Linked DNA regions of Homo sapiens: regions 2, 3 and 4 are each linked to region 1. A link is a contact called in ENCODE Hi-C or POLR2A ChIA-PET data. All regions are on one chromosome and are shown on one strand. Each heading gives the region's core, a stretch centred on a gene start or an enhancer-like site at or near the end of the contact. The rest is flanking DNA. Distances are from core to core; before and after follow the strand shown.

Region 1 (5,882 bases), core at 2,615-5,114:
CCAAACTCCCACCTGTCACCATCACTTTCCCACAGCCCCCAGGCCCTCTCAGCCACCAACCCACGACTGGCCCCAGTGCTGGCTCAGCTGGGGTCGTGAGCAGGGGAAGCACACCCAGCCCCCAGACCAGCCCCCACTCATCTGGAGTCCTGGCCCAGCTGACTCCTGCTGTAGCCGCTCTGCCAGGGCAGTGGCCTCCTCAGGGCTGCCTAGCCACTGCTCCTGCGTGTAGGCCTGGATCTCTGGGAGCAGTGTGCCCAATAACTGCTCCAGCACCAAGAGCTCCAGCATCTGCTCCTTGGAGCAGGCCTCAGGCATCAGCCACTGGCAACACAGCTCACGCAGCTGAGCCAGGGCCCCTCGGGGCCCTGCTGCCTTCTCATAGCAGAACCCCCAGAAGCACTGGCCAGGGCTCTTGGAGCTGGGCTCACCCACCATCAGTTCCAGTGGACTCGGGAAGACCTGGGGGGCCAGGGCTGATGCCTCACTCATCTGGGCAGCCATCCTGCCCCTTTCCTGGGAGGGGAGTGCAGCTGCATGGCCCAGGGTACTTTCTCTGCAGCTGGAAACACAAAGGTGAGCCTGTGAGCACAGCAAGGCCACGAAGGTCCCCTCCTTGGGACCACCTGAGACTGAGTAAAAATGGAAGAATGGGGGTATCGGCGTTTCTGGCCCCCAGTGTCAGCATCTTTGCCCACCTGTGTGTCCAGGTGCCTGAGGGACACACTGAGGTGCCATGGCTGCTTGTACCATCCCTTCCCCCCGCCTCCCCGCTTTTCTTGAGGGTCCCTGCCCTGCCCTGTCTCCTTGGCACCCTTCATCCCACACACAGAACAACTAAGACAGAGACTGTGAACAGGACACCCAGAGTCAGACCAGCAGATGGGTCCTGTTTGTCCCCTCCAGGAAGTGTTTTAAAAATTTAAGTTAGGCCAAGTGCGGTGGCTGACGGCTGTAGTCCTAGCACTTTGGGAGGCCGAGGTGGGTGGATCACGAGGTCAGCAATTCCAAGACCAGCCTGGCCAACATGGTGAAACCCCGTCTCTACTAAAAATACAAAAATTAGCCAGGCGTGGTGGCAGGCGCCTGTAATCCCAGCTACTCGGGAGGCTGAGGCAGAGAACTGCTTGAACCCGGGAGGTGGAGGTTGCAGTGAGCCGAGATCGCGCCACTGCACTCCAGCCTGGGTGACAAAGTGAGACTCTGTCTCAAAAAAAAAAAAAAGAGAATAAATACTGATACATACTACAAGATGGATGAATCTTGAAAATATTATGCTAAGTGTAAATGAAAAAATTCAGACACAAAAGACTTCATATTATGTTATTCCATTTATGTGAAATGTCCAGAACAGATAAGTCTGTAAGAGACAGAAAGTAGATCAGCGGTTGCCAGGATCTGCAGGGAAGAGAGAAATGGGAGATACAGCCGTGGGAGTGATGAAAATATTCTGGAATTAGTGGTGATGACTGTGCAACACTGAATATACCAAAAACCACTGAATTACACACTTTAAAAGGATGAATTGTATGGTATTTATGTTTTTTAAAAAAGTTACCACCCAATCCCAAAAGCTTAAAAACTGTATGACTCCATTTCTTTTTCTTTTTCTTTTTTTTTTTCTTTTGACAGGGTCTGGCTCTGTCATCCAGGCTAGGGTGCAGTGGTGCAATCTCATCTCCCAGGCTCAAGCCATCTTCCCACCTCAGCCTCCGAAGGAGCTGGGACATCAAGTGCGTGCCACCATACCCAGCTAATTTTTTTATTTTTTATTTTTCTATTTTTGAGACGGAGTTTCGCTCTTTCACCCAGGCTGGAATGAAGTGGCGCAATCTCGGCTCACTGCAACCTCTGCCCCCAGGATTCAAGCGATTCTCCTGCCTCAGCCTCCCCAGTAGCTGGGATTACAGATGCCTGCCATCAGGCCTGGCTTATTTTATTTTATTTTATTTTATTTTTTAGTAGAGATGGGGTTTCACCATGTTGGCCAGGCTGGTCCCGAACTCTTTTTTTTTTTTTTTTTTTTTTTTTTTTTTTTTGAGAAGAGTCTTGCTCTGTCGCCCAGGCTGGAGTCCAGTGGCGCTATCCTGGCTCACTGCAAGCTCTGCCTCCCGGGTTCATACCATTCTCCTGCCTCAGCCTCCCAAGTAGCTGGGACTACAGGCGCCTGCCACCATGCCCGGCTAATTTTTTTATATTTTTGGTAGAGCCGGGGTTTCACCGTGTTAGCCAGGATGGTCTCGATCTCCTGACCTCGTGATCCGCCCGCCTCAGCCTCCCAAAGTGCTGGGATTACAGGCGTGAGCCACGGCACCCGGCCGGTGGGCCGGTCCTGAACTCTTGACCTCAGATGGTCCACCCGCCTCGGCCTCCCAAAGTGCTAGTATTACAGGCGCGAGACACCTCGCCCAGCCTATGCAACATTCGTAAAATGACAAAATGGTAGAAATGAGAACAGATTACTAGTTGACAAAAAGAGGTTAACGGGGAGCAGAGGTAGGAGGGAAGGGTATGCGGCTCTGTAAGGGCAACACGGGGATCCTTCGTGATGGAAATATTCTGCATCTCAGTTGTGATATTGTACTCTAGTTTTTCTTTCTCTTCTCTTTTTTTGAGACAGAGTCTCGCTCTGTTGCCCAGGTTGGAGTGCAGTGGCGTGATGTGGGCTCACCGCGACCTCCGCCTCCTGGGTACAAGCGATTCTCCTGCCTGAGACTCCCGAGTAGCTGGGATTACAGGCACCAGCCTCCACACCCGCCTAATTTTTGTGTTTTCAGTACAGATGGGGTTTCACCATGTTGCTCAGGCTGGTCTTTAACTCCTGAGCTCAAGGGATCCACCCGCCTTGGCCTCCCAAAGTGCTGGGATTACAGACATGAGCCACCGCACCTGGCCTCTAGTTTTTCAAGATGCCACCTTTAGGGGAATTGGGTAAAGCGTACATAGGGTATGCATTACTTGTTACTGCATGTGAATTTATAATTACCTCAAATCAAAAGTTAAATTTTAAAAAAACGACATCTGATTTCAATAAAAATCCATATTTGTGTATTGAAGTATCAGAAATCCGGGTCCCCCAAGGGCCCATGTTTCTTAAGGCGGAGCCAGGCACCGCTGCCCCTCCATCCTGTGGTGTGCGACCCCGACCCGCCAGCCCCCAGCCGCATCTATCAGGGCTGCCGTCCTGAGTCCGTCCTCGTCGTGGGATAGCATGTGAGCCCCGTAAGGTCCTTCCTGTCGGCCTCACTGCTCCAGCCTCCCCGACGTCCTCACGTCCACGCTGCGTGCCCTTTCTGAGCCTCAACGCCTCCTCCTCACCTCGACATGATCAGAGCCACCTCCCGCGTCAGTCCCAGCGCCCACGCCCCCAACAACGGGCACTTGTCCGACCAGTCACGGGTACTTGTGTCTCCCCCACAACCCCCAAGGCCTAGGCTGGACAAACAAATACGGAGTGGATAAAGGGGAGGAAGCTGCGGCCAGGTGGCGCGAGGCCTGTGCGGGCAGCTCCGGAGGCTGGGAGGCGAGCCCAGCCTGGTGAGCTCCGAAACTACCCGGGGCTGGGGACTGATGAACGAATAAATGAATGTGGGAAGAAATGATGGCGCGGCAGGGCATGAGTGAATGAGTGAAAGAATAAACGAGCAGGAGGAACGATGCCACAGAACTGATCGCCATAAGGCTCGCGTTCACCGAGAGAACAGCAAACGGGAGCCATTTCCGTCCCGACCACGGTCGCCTCTGGCCCGTGCAGGGCCACTTCCGGGCCGCTCTGGACGGCGCGGAGGCCTATCTCTCGGTGGTCCCAGAGGGCCCAGCTCAGGGCCGAGGCCCGTCCTGCCCCGCGCGGCGGGAGTGGTTGGAGCCGGAGGGCGGATCTGTGCCTGGCCGAGGGTGTCCGTCGGCGTCACTCACCGTCCTCGGCCCGCCTCTGCGTCCACTAGGAGCGGCCTGAAAGAGGCCCGCACGCGGGCTCGAGCCGCGTGGAATGGTAGGAGGGCGGGCACCGGGTCTCCTGGGGGCGCGGTTGCATTCGGCAGAGCGGCCCAAGGCGTCGCGTTTCTCCCCACTGCGCCTGCGTAACTATGCCGCGGCTGCGGGCGCGCGCCTTCTGGTTCCCATGGGGACGGCGCCACAGCCAAGCTACTCGGGCGTCCTGCGTTGCCATGGATGCGCTCCGCCCCTTCCTGCACCCGGCCAGCCTCTGCGGCACACACCCAACAGCTACACAGGCGCCTGGGGCTGCCCGGGTCGCGGACGCAAGTCGGGCCAACGTAGCTTCTCCCTGGCGGTCCTCCTCCGGCCCCAGGCCGTCTTTACCACCCTGGAACCTTGCTGAGTTGACGCCACTGAGCTGCGTCTCACACCCACGCGCTGTGGAACACCCACCAAGCTGGAATCCACGCGGTTTTTAAAATAGAGTCGGGGGCCGGGCGCGGTGACTCACGCCTGTAATCCCAGCACTTTGGGAGGTCGAGGCGGGCGGATCACGAGGTCAGGAGATCGAGACCATCCTGGCTAACACGGAGAAACCCCGTCTCTACTAAAAATACAAAAAATTAGCCGGGCGTGGTGGCGGGCGCCTGTAGTCCCAGCTACTCGGGAGGCTGAGGCAGGAGAATCGCTTGAACCTGGGAGGCGGAGCTTGCAGTGAGCCGAGATCGCGACACTGCACTCCAGCCTGGGGCGACAGAACGAGACTCCGTCTCAAAAAAAAAAAAAAAAAATTGAGTCGGGATCTCAGAAGCTAAGCAGGGTCGGGCCTGGTTAGTACTTGGGAGACCGTCTGGGAACACCGAGTGCTGTTGGCTAAAATAAATAAATAAACCGGGCGCGGTGGCTCACGCCTGTAATCCCAGAACTTTGGGAGGCCGAGGCGGGCAGATCACGAGGTCAGGAGTTCGAGACCAGCCTGACCAACATGGTGAAACCCCGTCTCTACTGAAAATACAAAAATTAGGCTTGTTGGCGTGTGCCTATAATCCCAGCTACTCGGGAGGCTGAGGCAGGAGAATCGCTTGAACCGGGGAGGCAGAAGTTACAGTGAGCTGAGGTCGTGCCACTGCACACTCCAGCCTGGGTGACAGAGCAAGACTCCGTCTCAAAAAACAACATAGACCAGATGCTGTAAGCTAAAATAAATGAATAGCTAGAGACGGGGTCTCGCTATATGGCCCAGGCTGGTCTTGAACTTCTGGGCTCAAGTGATCCTCCCACCTTGGCCTCCCAAAGTGCTAGGATTACAGACCCGAGCCACTGCACCCGGCCTCCACGAGCTCTTTTTGTACCAATTTTTCCCAATTTGTACTAGGGAGCTCTCACCTCAGCCCAGGTGGTTTGGGCAGGTGTGGGTACATGGCCCAGGTCCACAGCACAGGGCAGTCCATCCCTCTGGCCCTGGCAGTGGTCACTTTGGACCTGTGAGCATCGTGGGACTTCTCTCTGAACTGTTAGGGCCTCTATCTGCTTTGAACCTGAGGCTGTGAGCATCTGTCAGCTGGGGCAGCTGCAGCCTTCTTGCCCCGCTGAAGGATGAATCTGTTAAGAGAATGGAGTCCATACAGAAAAGCAGAACTGAGGGATGGTGTGTTAGTTTCCTGTGGTTATGCAGCAAATTACCACAAATTTGGTGGCTTAAAACAGCAGAAATATATTCCCGCCCAGTTCTGGGGACCAGAAGTCTAACATCGATATGACTGAGCTGAAACAAGATGTTGACAGGGCTGAGCTCCCTCTGGAAGCTCTAACGTAGAACCTTTCCTTGCCTTTTTCAGCACCTAGAGCTGCATTCCATGTATTCCTTGGCTTTTCGTCCTTTCCTCCATCATCAAGTAACTGGTAACATCTTACTATTTCTCTCATTAAGTTAAAATATTTAACAT
Region 2 (5,882 bases), core at 1,176-3,675, 780 kb before region 1:
CTGAATGGTCCCCACTGCCAAAGGCAGCCCTTCAGAGACCCTGCTCTGAAGGCCTCCCTGCCTGACTCTGTCCCTTTCTACATCCTCAGTCACCCAGAAATACCTGGGGATCTGACACCGATGGCCCTCTTGCACTAGCGCTGCACTTGATGTCCTCTCTTAAGTCACAGCCTTCCTCTCCTGCTAACCCTCATTCAAAGTCTGCCCCAGGGGACCCCCACACCTCAGGCCCAATAACTCCCAGATGACCACCTGTGCCCCTCAACTTATCCACCTCCCTGAAATTCCTGACACCTCAAGGGTTGCCACAAAACCCTGGTAGATATATCCAGAGTGCTGAGTAAGCACTAGTTCTGGTCTCAGTGTCATCTTGTCTCAATTACTTCCAAGCATTGATCTCATGCCCACTCTTCTCCTAGATCCTTGGCCACTTGCCAGATCATCCTTGCTCTCACACCCTACCATAGCCACCTCTCTCCCATACCTGTCTTTGTGATTCCCACCATGACCAACCATGTCCCCAAGCAGGAGAGCCAGTAGTGACCCCCAACCTTCCTTCCCTGGGCTGGTAATAGCATTACCAAAGTGATCACGATTCCACCTCCTAATTGTGTCCCAAGCTATACCCCTAGGCAAGTAGTGGCCACCACCTTTTAAATGTCTCTATCCTGAATCCCTCAACACAGTTCTAGTCCTGTAGGATAAACTATCCACTTCATGTCTAAACTAACTGTTCTTTGAAACATCTCAGACTCTAAAAGATGTCCCATTGGGCCATGTTCAGATGATTTTTATTAAAAAATTTTAAAAATAAAGATGGTCCATATCAAAATTTCTGATTATCTCTAGAGATAACTGACTCTACTACCAACTTTACAATCCTCGCTAGTGGAGCTTCCATATTTCCAGCTGCTAAACCCAAACACCTTGCTTTTACCCCTAAATCCTACTTTTCTATCTCAAAATCCAGGCTTCCCTACTTAAAAAAACTGATCTAAAATCCAACTACCACCTCCACAGCCACCACACAAGTCCAGCCACCAGTAACACTCACCTGGACTACTGCAGCAGCCTTCTTCACTATCTTCCTATCTCATACCTCACACTCAGCCTGTTCTCTCAGCTTGGCCACACACAGGGAACCTGATGAGACCTGGATCAGATCACATACCTCCTCTGCCCCCAAACTGTCATTGCTCATCACACACTCCAGAAGAAACACCCGACAACTGACAGCCATTTTTTGTCTGATTCCTGCATCCCAGCTTTCAGTTCCCATGAGAAAGAAAACAGCTGTAGTTTCCTAAACCAGCTCAGCCTGACCTTCAAGCACTTGCTCATCTGGTATCTAAGCCTGAGACAACGTTCCACACCTTACTTTACTGGTTCCCAGCAATAGGAACCATTCTATACCAGCTTCCAGCCTGGATGTATGACCCTGGGACTGATGTTTGTTCAGGATTCCTAGAACCAAGGACCCAAAGAGTGCCAAGAGAAGAGTCCCAGAACACAATCTCAGAGACAAACACTGGGGTCAGCATCAGTGAGGGCCCGAAACACTCTCCACTCACCTGTGTAAAGCCCATAAGTTTAGCTTCTGCAGTCACGGGAACCTGCGGGAAGAGGAAGGCTATGAGAGGCAGGTAACTATGGTGGAAGCTCCATGGGCTGATGCCTCCTTGTTTCCCTGCGCAGCCCTGGAGCCAGGTGACTTGGTGATGACTAAATTATTATTGCTCCTCAGTTCCGTGTGACTCTTACCTGCTGTGGGACCTTGCACAAGGACTCAACTTCCCTGTGCCTCGGTGTTATCCCCCTTCCAGGCTGTTCCAACTCTGAGTAACTTTAGAAAAAATTTGAAAAGTCTAACTCAGACCATGTGCCTCGTCTGTTCACAACCACCCATGGCTCTCAGCGTCTTGAAAAGAAAGAGCCTCATTTTACCATTCGGGCGTGAACGTTACTGGCTCAATCGTCCCAGCAAGATTCACAGAAACCGGCCCCTCCGCCTGCCACACCCTCCACAGCCCACGACACCAGGCTTGTAAATGGGAGCCCCACCCGCGAGGGCCTCATAGTCCTGGACTCTAGGGTCGGGCTGCAGGGACGCAAGCAGGCGCCCCTCATGCAGGGTGTTGGATTTCCGGCGGAGAGGGCAGGTGAGGCCCGGGAGACGCAGCACTCACCGAAGTCGAATCCCTAAGCACGGCCGCCGCCATCGGATTGTGAGCGGAGCGGGGCCGGGAGCGGCGGGCGACCCGGGGCGGGAACCCAGGCACGGCTGCCACCAGCGCCAGCGACCCACCGGCTGATGCGCAGCGGGGCGACCCCCGCTCTGTGCCGGAGGCAGCGTTTCTAACTCAGGCGGCGTGGGCCGAGGTAGAGAACCACCAAAATTACCATCTCGGAGCGGTGCCGGAAGTCCCGCCTTACCGTATGCAACAAACGGAGACAGGTCCGTTCCTGAACGTTGATTGGCTCCGCGTCTTTGCAGCTTGGCGCTCGGCATTATGGGTAATGTAGTTCTCAGAAGCCCAGGGTTCCGGTGCCCTCCCTGAGATTCACCCGGAACAAGGGCTAAGCGGCCCGCGGAGGGCGCTAGGAAAAGGCGCGACACCAAGAGCGAGACAGGGACTTGCTGCTCCTTAAAGGGGCCGCTGGCCGATTTCCGCAGTCCCATACCCACTGAAGGGAGTGTCTGGGTTAAGATAAGAGGTTGTAGAGACCAAGGTTCTTATTAAGCAGATGAAGCTTTCACGCAGCAGGCTTCAGAGGGAATAGATTGTAAATGTTTCCTATCAGACTTTGAAAGGTGCCAGACTCTTAATTCTTTCCTGGACCATGAAAATAAAAAAACCCTGGAGAGGAAAGGGGATTCTCAGCAAAATGCAGATTCCACAAGACACACCTTTGCAGGGCCTCTTCAAAATATGTCAAATAAATAAAGTTTAGAGTAAAATACTTCAATTCCTTTCAGGGCCTGCTATCTGTCATGTAATGCTATACTACAATCAGGCTGGAATTCACTGTCTTATTGCTACAAGAAGTCTTAAAATCTCTGTTTTAATGTTAATGCTGGTCAGTTGTGCCTGAATTCCAAGGGGAGGAGGGCAAGTCTGACCCTCACTTCCCATCACGTCCTGAACTAGTTTTTCAGATTAACTTTGGAATGCCCTTGGCCAAGAGGAAGGATGCATTCAGATGGTTGGGGGGCTGGGAATTTTATTTTTGGTTTACACTTCTCATGCCTCTTGGAATCTCTGAACCACATACAACGGCCATTTGTTGAGTAAAAGCTTCCAATGCAGGAAACTGTCTCTTTCAGCCTCATGCTATACACCATTAAAACAGTAATTACTGGCAATAAGACTGGGCTTTCTTAAACATACAGGATCTCACAGACCATAAGCCTATGATCCTTCATACCAGCTGCCCATAATACTTTTGGTTTTGGAAGCAGCACCCCATAACCTCAGCATGGCTACCAAGGCCTCCTTAAGACAGGGTAGAATGAATAAGATCTAGTATTTGATAGCACAGTAGAGAGACTACAGTCAACAGTAATTTATTGTACATTAAAAACAACTAAAAGAGTATTATAACTAGAATGTTTGTAACACAAAGAAATGATAAATGCTTGTGTACCCTGATATGATTATTACACATTGTATGCCTGTATCACAATATCTCACGTATCCCATAAATATACATACATACTATGTACTCATAAAACTAAAAATTTTAAAAGACAGATAAATGGCAAGCAGGTAGATGAAAACATGCTTAACATCATTGATCACTATAAAAATGCAAATCAAAACTACAATGAGATATCATCTCACTCTAGTTAAAATGACTTTTATGCAAAAGACAGGGAATAATGAATGCTGGCCAGGACAGAGAGGAAAGGGAAACTTCATACGCTGTTGGTGGGAGTGTAAATTAGTAAAGCCACTATGGGGAACAGTTTGGAGGTTCCCCACAGAAGTAAAAATAGAATTACCATATGATACAGTTTACACCACCCAGAAAAGAAATCAGTATATCTAATAGAGATCTGCACTCCCATGTTTATTGCATCACTATTCACAACAGCCAAGATTTGGAAGCTACCTAACTGTCCATAGATAAATGGATAAAGAAAATGTGATGCATATACACAATGGAGTAGTATTTAGCCATAAAAAAAGAATGAGATCCCATCAATTGCAAGAAGACGGGTGAAATTGGAGGAAATTATGTTAAGTAAAATAAGCCAGGCACAGAAAGACAAACTTCACATGTTCTCACTTATTTGTGGGAGCTAAAAATTTAAACAATTGAACTCCCGGAGATTAAGCTTAGAAGGATGGCTACCAGAGGCTGAGAAGGATAGCAGAAATGGAAGGGAAAGTGGGGATAGTTAATGGGTGCAAAAATATAGTCAGATAGAAGGAATAAGACATAGTATTTGATAGCACAACAAGGTGACTACAGTCAACAACAATCTATTGTAGAATTAAACATAACTCACCGGGCATGGTGGCTCACGCCTGTAATCCCAGCACTTTGGGAGGCCGAGGCGGGCAGATCACAAGGTCAGGAGATCGAGACCATCCTGACTAACACGGTGAAACCCCATCTCTAAAATCAAATCTCTATAATAAATCTCTAAAAATACAAAAAATTAGCCGGGCGTGGTGGTGGTCACCTGTAGTCCCAGCTACTAAGGAGGCTGAGGCAGGAGAATGGCGTTAACCCGGGAGGCGTTGCTTGCAGAGAGCTGAGATCGCGCCACTGCACTCCAGCCTGGGCAACAGAGCAAGACTTCGTCTCAAAAAAAAAAAAAAAAAAAAAGAATTAAACGTGACTAAGAGTATAACTGGAATGCTTATAACACAAAGAAATGATAAATGCTTGAGGTGATGAATACCATTTATCCCAATGTGATTATTACACACTGTGTGCCTGTATCAAACTACACCATATAACTCATAAATATATACACCTACTATGTACCCCTAAAGACTAAAGATAAGAAATCAAAAAAATAAAGACAGGATGGAGCTAAACCTGGGCCCTCTGGAATGTTCTACCTGCAGATGGAGCTGGCCTCCACTATCTTCAGTCCCTTGCTAGATGTCATGGTCCTTGAGGTCAACACTCCCCACACCTGCGGAATCCCTTGGGATTAACTGGGTGAACAGTAATCGAAGTTAGTGGACTATATGAATGACGCTGCCAAGCTATACTTGAATAGCTGTGCCAAATAGACAAACACAGAAAGAAAACACAAAACAACCCATCCACATCCTAAGGGCTTCACACTTTCTTGCACTCTATCTTCAATGTTTTTTCAGCTTTCTCTTTAGGTACTTATTGACTGTTGGTCTCACATAAGTTTAGCCATAGATGGAATTTATTACTGCTTTGTGACCACTGGCAGCCTCCCTCATCTCTGGCTGGGCTTCTCCCTGAAGGACTGGGCCTCAGGAGTAGGTGGGTCATTTGTCCCCTGGGCATGCCACACAGAGCAGGTTTTCCGAACTAGGCTATCCCTCCTCCCCAAGTTATCCAGGCAATTCCGCTAGTTCTATGCCTAGATGGACACACATGCTTGAAGTTTGGGGAGCCATGTTTGATGTGATGTGGCAACTCTGAAAGGACAGTGAGGGTGAGGGCAGGTGTTAGGTGGCCATTGTGGGGGCTGCTGGCCTCTGGGACCAGAGGGTAATGAGGTGCACAACCGTGTCACCTAGAGGGTGCCAGTGTTAATAAGGAAAAGGGTTGCTGTCCGACGCACACAGAAGCCAATGCCATGGCACCAGGTTTTTGAGAAAAGCAAACCTTTATTGCAAGTCGACAAACAAGAAGACAGGAGTCCAGCTCAAATCTGTCTCCCC
Region 3 (5,882 bases), core at 2,450-4,949, 760 kb before region 1:
TATTTATCCACATTAAAATAAATAATAAAAGATATGGAAGAACTTAAATACATATTTCTAAGTGAAAGGATCTGATATGGTTTGGCTGTGTCCCCACTCAAATCTCATCTTGAATTATAAGTACCACATGTCATGGGAGGAACCCAGTGGGAGGTGATTGAATTATAGGAGTGGGTTTTTCCCACGCTGTTCTCATGACAGTAAATTAGTCTCACGAGATCTGATGGCTTTAAAATCGGGAGTTTAGCTGCACAAGCTTATTCTCTTTGCCTGCTGCCATCCACCTAGGACGTGACTTGCTCCTCCTTGCCTTCTGCAATAATTGTGAGGCTTCCCCAGCCACGTGGAATTGTGAGTTCTCCATTAAACCGCTTTCCTTTGTAAATTGCCCAGTCTCGGGTATGTCTTTATCAGCAGCGCGAAAACGGACTATTACAGGATCCAAACTAAAAGGACTACATACTGTGATTTGAACTATATGACATTCCAGAAAAAGCAAAACTATGGAGACAGTAAAAAATGAGTGGTTGCCAGGGGTTTGGGGGAAGGGAGGAAGGGATGAACAGGTGGAGCACGGAGGACTTTTAGGGCAGTGAAACTACTCTGTGATACTACCGTGGTGTGTATACAAGTCACTATGCCTTTGTCAAAACCCATATAACAACCAGCTAGAGTAAATCCTAATGTAAACTATGGATTTGGGATGATAATGATATGCCAGCGTACCATCAATTGTAACAAATATACTATTCTAGTGGGGAATATTTATAGTGGAGTGGCTGTACATGCATGGGACAAGGGATATGTGGAAGCTCTATAATTTTTTGCTCAATTTTCCTATGAACCAAAACTGCTCTAAAAAATAATCTATTAAAACTTTACCAGCCTGAGCAACATGGCGAGACCCCGTGCCTACAAAAAATCAAAAAATTATCAGGGCATGGTGGTGCAGGTGCATGTCTGTTACCAGCTATTCTGGAGGCTGAGGTGGGAGTATTGCTTGAGCCCAGGAATTCAAAGCTACAGTGAGCTCTGATTGTGCCACTGCACTCCAGCCTGGATGACAGAGTGAGACCCTGTCTCTAAAAAAATTAAAATTAACTAATTTGCAAATTAGTTTAAAATATGTATTTTGCAATGTTTGTGCTGTGTATTTGTATAACTCAAGGGAGATTAATTTTAACAAATTGAATTTGGCAAGCCAGTTATTTCCATGAGCAGCCTAGTTAATTTATCTACTTAAACAACAAAAACAAGTAGATACACAGATTTTCTGGCACTTTCCAAGCTCACTATTTCCCTACTTTGACTATTGGCCTAAGAAATTGCCATAAGAGCTGTGTGTACCTGTAGCCCCAGCTACTTGGGAGGCTGAGGCGGAAGGATCACTTGAGACCAGGAGTTTTAAACCAGCCTGGGCAACATAGCAAGAACCCTGTCTGTAAAAAAAAAATATATATATATTTTAAAAATTAGCTGGGCACAGTAGTGAGTGCCTGCAATCCCATATACTCAGGAAGCTGACACAGAAATGTCGCTGAAGCCGAAGAGTTTGAGGCTGCAGTAATCTATGATCCTGCCACTGCACTCCAGCCTGGGCAACAGAGCAAGACTCTTCCTCAAAAAAAAAAAATTACCATTAGACACTCAAATATGCAGGCAAAATGAGTCCTTTGTGGAGTCACTCAGAAGGGCTCCCCACTTACCTTTCTATATGAAATCATGCTGGAGCCACACCTTCTCCCTTTCCTTTTCAGACAGGACTTAAATTCAGCAACTGAAGAGCTATCTGCTCTATGTGTCTTCAGGGTAAACATTTCCAGAGCCAAGCCAAATGTACTTATAGACTTATATATGACTGCACTAAAAAAAGCAAAGTAAGTCTATGTTCAGTTCAATTAATTATGTTCAATATTCTTTTTTTTTTTCTCTCTACTGAGATGGAGTCTCACTCTGTCACCAGGCAGGAGTGCAGTGGTGTGATCTCGGCTCACTGCAACCTCCACCTCCTGGGTTCAAGCGCTTCTCCTGCCTCAGCCTCCCAAGTAGCTGGGACTACAGGCGCACGCCACCACACCCAGCTAATTTTTGTATTTTTAGTAGAGACAGGGCTTCACCATGTTGGCCAGGCTGGTCTTGATCTCTTGACCTCATGAGCCACCTGCCTTGGCCTCCTAAAGTGCTGGGATTACAGGCATGAGCCACCGCGCTTGGCCTAGCCACAAGATTATTAATAGTTGTGACGTATAATGTTTTGTGTCGACTTGCCTGCATTAAGGGCTACCCAAATAGTTGGGAAAACCTTAGTACAGGATATGTCTGTGAGAATGTTTATGGAAGATATTAGCAGTTGAGTCTGTAGACAATGTAAAGGAGATCTGGCCTCATCAGTGTTAGGGGCCAACATCCAATGCTTTGAGAGCCAAGATAGAACAAAAAGGCAGAGAAAGAGCAAGTTACTCTCTTCTTGCCCTGGATCATCCACCTTCTGTTTTCCAACATTAAAGTTCTTGGATCTTGGGCCTTTGGACTCTGGAACATACAAGAATGACCCTCACCCAGTTCTCAGGCCTTCAGCCTCCAACTGGGAATTTCACCATAGGCTCCCTTGGTTTTCAGGCCTTCAGATGCAGACTGAATGATACCACCCACCTTCGTGTCTTACCAGGTTGCAAAAGGTATATCCTGGGACTTCTTAGCCTCCATAACTGGATGAGCCAAGTCCCATAATAAATCCCCTCTTGTACATCTATGTATCCTATTGGTTCTGTGTTTCTCTGGAGAATCCTGACTAATACAATAGGTTTCAGTAATTTTCATTTCACAACTGTTTTTCTAAGATGATCTCAACTCCCCATGCAAGCACTGTCCCTGCAGTAACAGTATCAATGATCAAAATTTCCCATCAAAGAGATGAAAGCTAGGTGTCCCAAACCTTTATTCTGGTATTCTGATGTCCCCTTTGCACAAGTGCTCTGACTGTGAACACTACAGACACTGTTCTACTTTAAAATGGCATATGCTAAGTGGCTCTTCTGTTTAGAAAGTTGCTACAATCCTAAAAGAAGCATATCTAAGAATATGGAGGAAGAAATATTATATGAATACAACACTGTTCCTTACAGGGCTAGACACACTCACCGATTACACAGGCAGGAGAGGCATTTTCTGTGAGACAAAATTCCTCTTTCGTCCTCCAGCTTCGGTGCGATCTAACGGATGTTTTATCATTCCTGTCATGGCGCTATGTAAACTCTATTTCCCTTATTCCTTACTGAGCATAATGAAACTCACAAAGCTGACTCTAACGTTCTACTTTACATAAATGTGTGGAGAAAGAAGGTAATGTTTACTAGGCTCTCGCCAAGGGTAGAGGCATTTTGTATCTGAATAACTCTGACTACCTAGGTGACTAGTTGTACACAATACCCTCCAAAAATCTCTGTATGGTACCTTAAAAAAGCAGCGAAGCTCCTCCCTTGTCCAAGGAGGCTGGAGACACCACCTCTCAGCCTTCCCCTCCACCTTTCTCCATAGCAACGGGGTCATTCCTCCCTGAGGTCCAGGAGAAGGGCGACCTCTGCCAGCCCAAGAAGCGGTGAGAACTACATTACCCAGAGGCCCGTGAGCCAGGTTCTTGGCGTGGAGCCAATGAGGCTCAGGGGAGGGACATTTCCGCTCTGTCCAACTTGTCGGAGCGGAACTTCCGGCGTCCTCCCTGTGGCGGGCACTTTGGCTTGTGTCAGTTCCATCCGCGGGTGCCGGATCTGGACCTAGGTGCTGACAGCGAGAAGGCGCGAGGAGAGTCGTTTTCTCAGCTGCACAGCCGGGGCCTGACGGTCGCCGGCGGTGGTGACAGCTTTGCTCTTGTCTCCGCCCGGATCGTCCACCGCTCCCGGCCCGCTCCGCCCAGAGTCCGATGGCGGCGGCACTGAGGGCCCCGACCCAGGTGAGCGCTGCGTCCTCCCGGCCTCCTCTGCCCTCCCCACCCGAAACTGAGGGACGCGTGAAGGGTTTTCTGCAGCCCGGACCGCACTGTCCGGCACAGTGAGGCGCTGGTGCTGGATCTCGTTTCTGGTAGTGTGGCAGGGAGCGGGAGAGCGACACGGTCAGGGGGCTGCGCGGGCAACAGCTTGGAGCTGCGCCTGAGCCGGGAGGCTGGGGAGACCCAGGCCGGCCTCACGCGTGCAGGTAGCAGAGGGTGGGGCAGCGCCGCGCTGCATTGGCCCCACTGAGTTTCACCAGCACACTGAGGGCCACAGCGCGTAGGACAGAAGAGGGGCACGGCCCCAGTCACGCTTCTAAAAGTTTCACAAAAGCTGTTCAGAGGAACGCGCTGGAAGGGCAGTGATGATAGCAGGCATGGAGGGACCTAGTCTTTTTACGAGGTCACAAAGCTGGTAAAAGTCAGCACCAAGGACTGACACCCAGATACAAAGCAGTCATCCCTGGACACCTGGCTCTGGTGTTCCACATTGGAACCAGAAGTCCATGGAGCCACACTTTGGTCACCTGCCTCTCAGAACATGTTTCCTCCCACAGATTGCCACTAGTACTTACAGGTCCGTAAGAAGCACTTGAAGACCCTACAAGGGTAAGTGGAGGAAATCCAGAAGCTCATTGATTCCAGCAATGGGATCTCTAGGATTGGGACTGTGGTGACCTGGGATTCTTTACTTACCGCTTTTCCAGGCCTTGAGCCTAGGGACTCTGAACAAAAATATGTCCAGGGTGAGTATTATATGAGGTGGTGCCTGTTGCTGGCAAATAATAGGATGAATGTGGAAGTTTGTCCCAGAGATAAGTACAGGTGTTTGGAGCTGCTTGGAGGTGAGGCTGAGCTGGTTAAGAGAACCTCAAGTCTCATTTCCTTCTCATGGGAACAGAGAGCAGAGGTACAGGAGTTAGAAACTAAATGGCTGTCTCAGATGTCTTTGTTCTGGAGATGATGGCAGCAATGAAGATTTGGAGCAGAAGAGGGAGGTGATCTTCCCCAGGCCTCATGAGGCTCCTGTGGCTGAGCACAGACAACAGACTGTGGGTTTAAGGGAGTTGGTAGCAATACCAAAGAGGAAAGAGGAGACTACTGCAATAGTCCAGGTGAGTGTAGATGATGTGGGCCAGAGTAGTGGCCACAGTGTGGCAGAAATGGTTGAATTTTGGATTGTAGGTCGGCTCTGATTTTCTGGTATTGGGACTGAGAGATAAGAAGGGGTGACTCAAGGCTTTTTGAGTTTAGTAGCTGGAAGCATAGAAGCTCCATCTACTGGGAGAGCCAAGTAGATAGTAGAATTGTTTTTCACTCAGGACATCAGGAATGTGTTTTGTCCATGTTAAAAATATGAGATGTTTTAGAGAATAAGTAAGTAGCTATATCAAGTGGCTAGGTGGACACACAGGTCTTGGACTCTGAGGAAGGGTGCAGGATAGAGACTTCTACAAAGAGTGGAGGATATTATTGAACTAGGATGGAGCCCTATGTCTGTTAGGCCATTTGCATTACTATAAAGAAATACCTAAGGCTGGGTAGTTTATAAAGAAACAAGGTTTATTACAGCTTATAGTTCTGCAGGCTGTACAGGAAGCTTAGCGCTAGTCTCCACTTCTGGTGAGGGCCTCAGGAAGCTTCCAATCATTGCAGAAGGCAAAAAGGGAGCCAGCAAGGCAGGAGGGAGGCACCAGTCTCTTTTTAGCAACCAGGTCTCATGTGAACTTATTACTGTTGGAAGGATACTATGCCATTCATGAGGGATCCACCTCCATGACCCAGATAACCTCCCACTAGGCCCCACTTCCAACATTGGGGATCACATTTCCAGGTGAGATTTGAAGGGGACAAATATCCAGGCTATATCAGTGTCTTACCTTGGGTTGATAATGAA
Region 4 (5,882 bases), core at 905-3,404, 550 kb before region 1:
GGGTTTCACCATGTCGGCCAGGCTGTTCTCGAACTCCTGGCCTCAAGTAATCCACCTACCTTGGCCTCCCTGAGTGCAGAAATTATAGGCATGAGCCACTGCACCAGACCTATGAAGAGAATTTCTAAGGACGGTATTACAAGAACAGTCTATAGTCTATGTAGGCAGTGACAATGTCAATGAAGACAATTCCTGGCACAGGGAGGCATGAAGAAATAACAGGTAGAGGAATGAATTAGATCCCGAACCTGAAATCTGGATGAAATCACACAAACATCCACAGGACAAACAAGGTAGCCTGCATTAAGTTGCCTGTAAGACTTCTGACTCTGAATTCTTCCCTGGGAGCTCAATAGCAGGTGTTGGGGCTGCTCCAAGAATGGAGAGGGCAGTATGCATACCTCAGTCCTACCAACCAAGAACTGAAGTAGGAAGCTGTGTCCATGCTCCTGACATGAGAAAGTCTTGCCAATAGAAAAAGAGGGGGAAAGACAGAGACTAGCTCAGGTCACAGGGGTGAGTGTGGGCAACTTACCCAGGGAGGACATAAGTGCCAGGTTCTCCAGCGTCACATCACGGTACAGGCATCTCTGAGCCTCACTAAGGAGATTCCATTCCTCCTGGGTAAATTTCACAGCCACGTCTTCAAAAGTCACTGTGCCCTGTTATGATGTTGACAGATGAAACCACAAACCACCCCTATGCTGAGGTATCACAATCCATCTCTCCCACACATCTACTCTCGCACATCCTCCTCTCAAGGTCCTCAAACATAGGAGAAACTAGGCCCACTGGTCATGGGGTACAGCCACCAACAACAATAGTTAGTTGAACAAATAGGTATCTGTGCGGTGGCTGTGATATAAGAGTCCACCCCCTCCTGACAGGCACTTCCCCTAGTATGGCCGAGGTCATGGAAAGCCCAATGTGGCACCTTCAGCACAGCAGAGATACCCTCTCTGAACGCACCTCATTCTTTTTTTTTTTTTTTTTTTTTTTTTTTTGATACGGAGTCTCGCTCTGTCACCCAGGGTGGAGTGCAATGGCGCGATCTCGGCTCACGCAACCTCCGCCTCCCGGGTTCAAGCGAGTCTGCTGCCTCAGTTTCCCAAGTAGCTGGGATTACAGGCATGCGCCACCACGCCTGGCTAATTTTGTATTTTTAGTAGAGACAGGGTTTCTCCATGGTTGGTCAGGCTGGTCTCTACCTCCGGACCAACCCGCCTAGGCCTCCCAAAGTGCTGGGATTACAGGAGTGAGCCACTGCACCCGGCCCCACCCTCCACTTTCTTGTATGCGTTCCTTAAATGCTTCTACAGCCATAAAGGCCTGAGGGAAGAGGCTGACTTTACAGGACTGTGTCCCTGATAGGATCTGGTAAGCTCAGGCCTCCCTGAACGCTTTTGTGTCCACGGAGCCAGGTGACCTTGGACTATTGTCTAACCTGCGTGTCTCAGCACAAAGTGTCATCTCTACCACCTATATGATCTACAAGGATTCAATCTCAAAGGGCCCCAACGTCATCCCCTCTCTACTCTGTTATTTATTTGGCCTTTAGGAAACTTTAAAAGCCTGGACTTTGATCCAGTCCCTTCTTTCTTGGAAATTCTCCTATTTCTAGTGTCCTCGCAATGATTTCACAGCCCCCAGCCTCCTTGCTTTTCCAGGAGGAGTTCCGCCTCACAGGTTGTTCCCTACAGGCGCCTGTGGACCCCAGGTTCCATCCTCCCGGATCCGTCCATCTCCAGGCCATTGCCCGCGCCCCTCCCTGTACCTGTCGCTCTCCCCACCGCATCCCACGGGTGTCTGAAACAGGGATCCCTCCCGAGAGCGCCTCAGTGTCCCGACGCCGGGTCCGGGTTGCAGAGCCGTAAACAGGTGCCGCTCCCTCGCTGCTTTAGGACTTGTGTGACTAGGAGGTGACCGGAGAGCACGGAAGGCGCCACAATTACCTGAACGGGGAACCTTAGCGCGGCCGCCGCCATGGGACCACGTGGGGTAAGCTGGGTTGAGAGCAGCGGGCGCCGTTAAAGAGCTGCAGAGTCACGTCTGTGCAAAGAGAAGAACGACTCTCGACCTCCTGGATCCAGTCACCACCACGGTCCCAACACAGCGCTCCAAGGACTCCCTAACGCCAATGGAAATGGTCGCTACTAAAGGGCGCCGGGAGTCCCGCCTCTACCTTACTTGCGCACACGGAAACGCCTTCAATGTGAACTCTCACTGGCTCTGCCGTGCTGTCATTTGACGCAGAGCTTTCTGGGTAATGTAGTTTCCCAGGTTCCAAGGCCGTAAAGAGAGAGATTCCCAGGGGCGCTTCGGAAGGAAAAGCCCAGCTCCACCTCCGGGGCCCTCAGGGAAGCCTCCTGACCCGCACGGTGGCGCGCGCCTGTAATCCCAAATTTTGAGAGGCTGAGGTGTCAGGACTGCTTGAGCCCAGGTGGTCCAGGCTGCACTGAGCTATGACTGCACCACTGCACTCCAGCCTGGGCGACAGAACCTGTCTCAAAAGAAAAAGAAATGTTAATTAAGCGTTTGTGCTGTTAAGGGAGGAGACCACCTCTCATATTGTTTTATGCCCAATTTCTGCCTCCAAAGAAACAAGTAAAAACTAAAAGGCAGAAATGAAATCCACAGGCAGACAGCCAGGTGCCAACCCTGGGCCTGGTTAAAGATCGACCCCTGACCAAACCGGTTATGTTATCTATGGATTCCAGACATTGTATGGAAAAGCATTGTGAAAATCCCTGTCCTGTTCTGTTCCGTTCTGATTACCACTGCATGCAGCCCCCAGTCGTGTACCCCCTGCTTGCTCAATCGATCACAAACCTCTCATGTGGACCCCCTTAGAGTTGTAAGCCCTTAAAAGGGACAGGAATTCCTCACTTGGGGAGCTTGGTAGTTGGAGATGTGAGTCTTGCCAAAGCTCCAGGCTGAATACAGCCCTGCGGCTTGTCCTGCTACATTTCTTGGTTCCCTGACTGGGAAGCCAGGTGATTAACAGATAGTCGAGGCAGCCCCTTAGGCAGCTTAGGCCTGCCCTGTGGAGCATCCCTACAGGGGACTCTGGCCAGCTTGAGGGACGCAGAACCTGAGAGCACTCCCGGGTAGGCAATTGCCCCAGTGGAACACCTCGCCAGAGTGGCGTGTGGCAGGCCCCCACAGAGGATCAATGCAGCGGCTGAACACTGGGAAGGAACAGGCACTTGGAGTCCGGACATCTGAAACTTGGTAAGACTAGTCTTTGGAACTTGCCCACTCCATTTGAGTGGAAGGGTGGCCTGATCACCCACGGCATGCCTGTACCGGCACTTTGGTTTTTGTTTTTGACTTGATTTGGATTGCTTGATACTTTCGTTTTGGTTTTGACCTGGCTTGGATTTCTGGATACTCTGATTTGGATTTTGATTCTGGTTTGGTGTAAACGGTAAAAGTGTATGTGTGCCCTTTTTACCTGTTCTTTGTTTTGTGGTGTGCGTGTGGTGTGAGCGTGGTGTTTTGTCTCAAAGAAGCATGGGTCAGGCACAAAGTAAGCCCACTTCACTAGGAACTATGTTGAAACATTTCAAGAAAGGATTTAAGGGAGATTACAGTGTTACTATGACACCAGGAAAACTTAGAACTTTGTGTGAAATAGACTGGCCAGCATTAGAGGTGGGTTGGTCATCAGAAGGAAGCCTGGACAGGTCCCTTGTTTGAAAGGTATTGTGTCCAGAATTGGTTCCTTCCGGTGGGTTCTTGGTCTCGCTGACTTCAAGAATGAAGCCGCAGACCCTCACGGGCAGTGTTAAAGTTCTTAAAGATGGTATGTCTGGAGTTTGTTCCTTCAGGTGTTCAGATGTGTCTAGAGTTTCTTCCTTCTGGTGGGTTCGTGGTCTCGCTGGCTTCAGGAGTGAAGTGGCAGACCTTCGCGGTGAGTGTTACAGCTCATAAAGGCAGTGCGGGCCCAAAGAGTGAGCAACAGCAAGATTTATTGCGAAGAGCGAAAGAACAAAGTTTCCACAGTGTGGAAGGGGACCTGGGCGGGTTGCTGCTACTGGCTGGCCAGCTTTTATTCCCTTATTTGACCCCACCCACATCCTGCTGATTGGTCCATTTTATACAGCGACAGAGTGAGACTCCACCTCAAAAAAAAAAAAAAAAAAAAAAAGAAGAATCTCATTTTGAAGCCAAAACCATCAGAGTGACCATTCCAATTATGTGCTGAGCATAATTCCATCTCTTAGACATCAGTGCTAACATTTCTCTGAGGCCCTAAGTTTTTTCACCATCTACTGATGTTTCCTCAGAACTACTTCTGTCAGAACTGTTGAATAATTACCTAGTCAGTGTTTTTTGTTTTTTTTTTTCACACAGAGTCTCGCTCTGTCGCCCAGGCTACAGTGCAACGGCTCAATCTTGGCTCACTGTAACCTCTGCCTCCTGGGTTCAAGTGATTCTTCTGCCTCAGCCTCCTGAGTAGTTGGGATGACAGGTGCGTGCCGCCACGCCCAACTAATTTTGTACTTTTAGTAGAGACGAGGTGTCACCATATTGGCCAGGGTGGTCTCAAACTCCTCACCTGGTGATCCACCCGCCTCGGCCTCCCAAAATGCTGAGATTACAGGCATGAGCCACCATGCCTGGCCTATCTAGTCAGTATTAATAGGCTTTCGTATCTTGCATTTTACAACTGTTTCTCTCATGTAATTTTAATTTTTCATGCAGAACACTCCCTGCTCTCTTAAGATAAATCAATGATAATCACTTCCCATCAATGACATGAACTCATGGATTTAACAAATGCCCAGTATGACCAGATGGAGAGCACTACCTTTAAGGACTGTAGCTATTACCACTATCAAGCTACCAAATCCTTTATTGTTGTTTATATATATAAAACTGACTTCAAATTCCTAAAAGGAGTTGAATATAAGTTAGAATATCAAGTAAAGGATACTAAGTGGGTAAAAGTGTGGTGCAATTAATTGAATGCTACAATTGATTTGTGAACCCCCCAAATGTGAGACAGGTCTCAGTTCATTTGAAAAATTTATTTTGCCGGCCAGGCGTAGTGGCTGACTCCTGTAATCCCAGCATTTTGGGAGGCCGAGGCAGGCGGATCACGAGGTCAAGAGATTGAGACCATCCTGGCCAACAAGGTGAAACCACTAAAAATATAATAATTAGCTGGGCAAGGTGCTGCGCGCTTGTAGGCCCAGTTACTCGGGAGGCTAAGGCAGGAAAATCGATTGAACCTGGGAGACGGAGGTTGCAGTGAGCCAAGATCTCGCCACTGCACTTCAGCCTGGCGACTGAGGGAGACTCAATCTAAAAAAAAAAAAAAGTTTATTTTGCCAAAGGTGAGGATGCATGCCCGTGACACAGCTTCAGGAAGTCCTGACGGCACGTGCCCAAGGTGGTTGGGGCACAGATTGTATGTTTTGTTTTGTTTTGTTTGAGACGGAGTCTTGCTCTGTCGACCATGCTGGAGTGGAGTAGCGCGATCTCTGCTCACTGAAAGCTCCGACTTCTGGGCTCATGCCATTCTCCTGCCTCAGCCTCTCTAGTAGCTGGGACTACAGGCGCCCACCACCAGGATGGCTAATTTTTTTTTGTATTTTTACCAGAGACGGGGTTTCACCCTGTTAGCCAGGACGGTCTGGATCTCCTGACCTCATGATCTGCCCACCTCCGCCTGCCAAAGTGCTGGGATTACAGGCCTGAGCCACCGCGCCGGCTGGTTTAATACATTTTAGGGGGGCATGAGACATCAGTGAATATTTGTAAGAATTACATCGGTTCTGACCAGAAAGGCGGGGACAACTCCAAGCAGGGAGGGGACTTCCAGGTCACATGTAGGTGAGAGACAAATAGTTGGATTCTTTTTAGTTTCTGATAAG

The links. Hi-C counts contacts between places; a loop is a spot of excess contacts on that map. ChIA-PET counts read pairs that join two places held with the same protein, here RNA polymerase II (POLR2A). Pooled maps may share reads with other maps.
Region 2: a loop to region 1 is called in a pooled map, with 7 times the contacts of the local background. The contact joins the promoter of ZNF416 here to the promoter of ZNF497-AS1 in region 1. A Hi-C loop is called at or near these places in 1 of 37 single-sample maps with no recorded cell type and 6 of 50 pooled maps.
Region 3: a pooled map shows a loop between it and region 1 (6-fold over the local background). The contact joins the promoter of ZNF530 here to the promoter of ZNF497-AS1 in region 1. A Hi-C loop is called at or near these places in 1 of 37 single-sample maps with no recorded cell type and 2 of 50 pooled maps.
Region 4: a pooled map shows a loop between it and region 1 (5-fold over the local background). The contact joins the promoter of ZNF552 here to the promoter of ZNF497-AS1 in region 1. A Hi-C loop is called at or near these places in 5 of 50 pooled maps. POLR2A ChIA-PET finds 5 or more read pairs at or near these places in 3 of 52 experiments (GM10248, activated B cell and activated CD4-positive, alpha-beta T cell).

What each region holds. Positions count from the first base shown.
Region 1 is chr19:58,358,762-58,364,643 of GRCh38, forward strand. It overlaps ZNF497-AS1 (ZNF497 antisense RNA 1), which reads left to right and starts at 3,865. Exons shown (of 3, transcript NR_136527.1): 1 at 3,865-3,991; 2 at 5,775-5,838. ZNF497 (zinc finger protein 497) reads right to left here and starts at 3,990. Exons shown (of 3, transcript NM_198458.3): 1 at 3,916-3,990. It also overlaps the pseudogene LOC100419840 and the pseudogene RNA5SP473. RefSeq lists enhancers at 3,277-3,825, 3,555-3,684.
Region 2 is chr19:57,576,486-57,582,367 of GRCh38, forward strand. It overlaps ZNF416 (zinc finger protein 416), which reads right to left and starts at 2,426. Exons shown (of 4, transcript NM_017879.3): 1 at 2,187-2,426; 2 at 1,572-1,613. The coding sequence starts at 2,219. RefSeq lists a silencer at 2,116-2,335.
Region 3 is chr19:57,596,186-57,602,067 of GRCh38, forward strand. It overlaps ZNF530 (zinc finger protein 530), which reads left to right and starts at 3,700. Exons shown (of 4, transcript NM_001321981.2): 1 at 3,700-3,949; 2 at 4,543-4,594. RefSeq lists enhancers at 3,748-3,957, 4,048-4,167.
Region 4 is chr19:57,812,759-57,818,640 of GRCh38, forward strand. ZNF552 (zinc finger protein 552) reads right to left here and starts at 2,155. Exons shown (of 3, transcript NM_024762.3): 1 at 1,953-2,155; 2 at 536-662. The coding sequence starts at 1,985. RefSeq lists an enhancer at 2,430-2,479.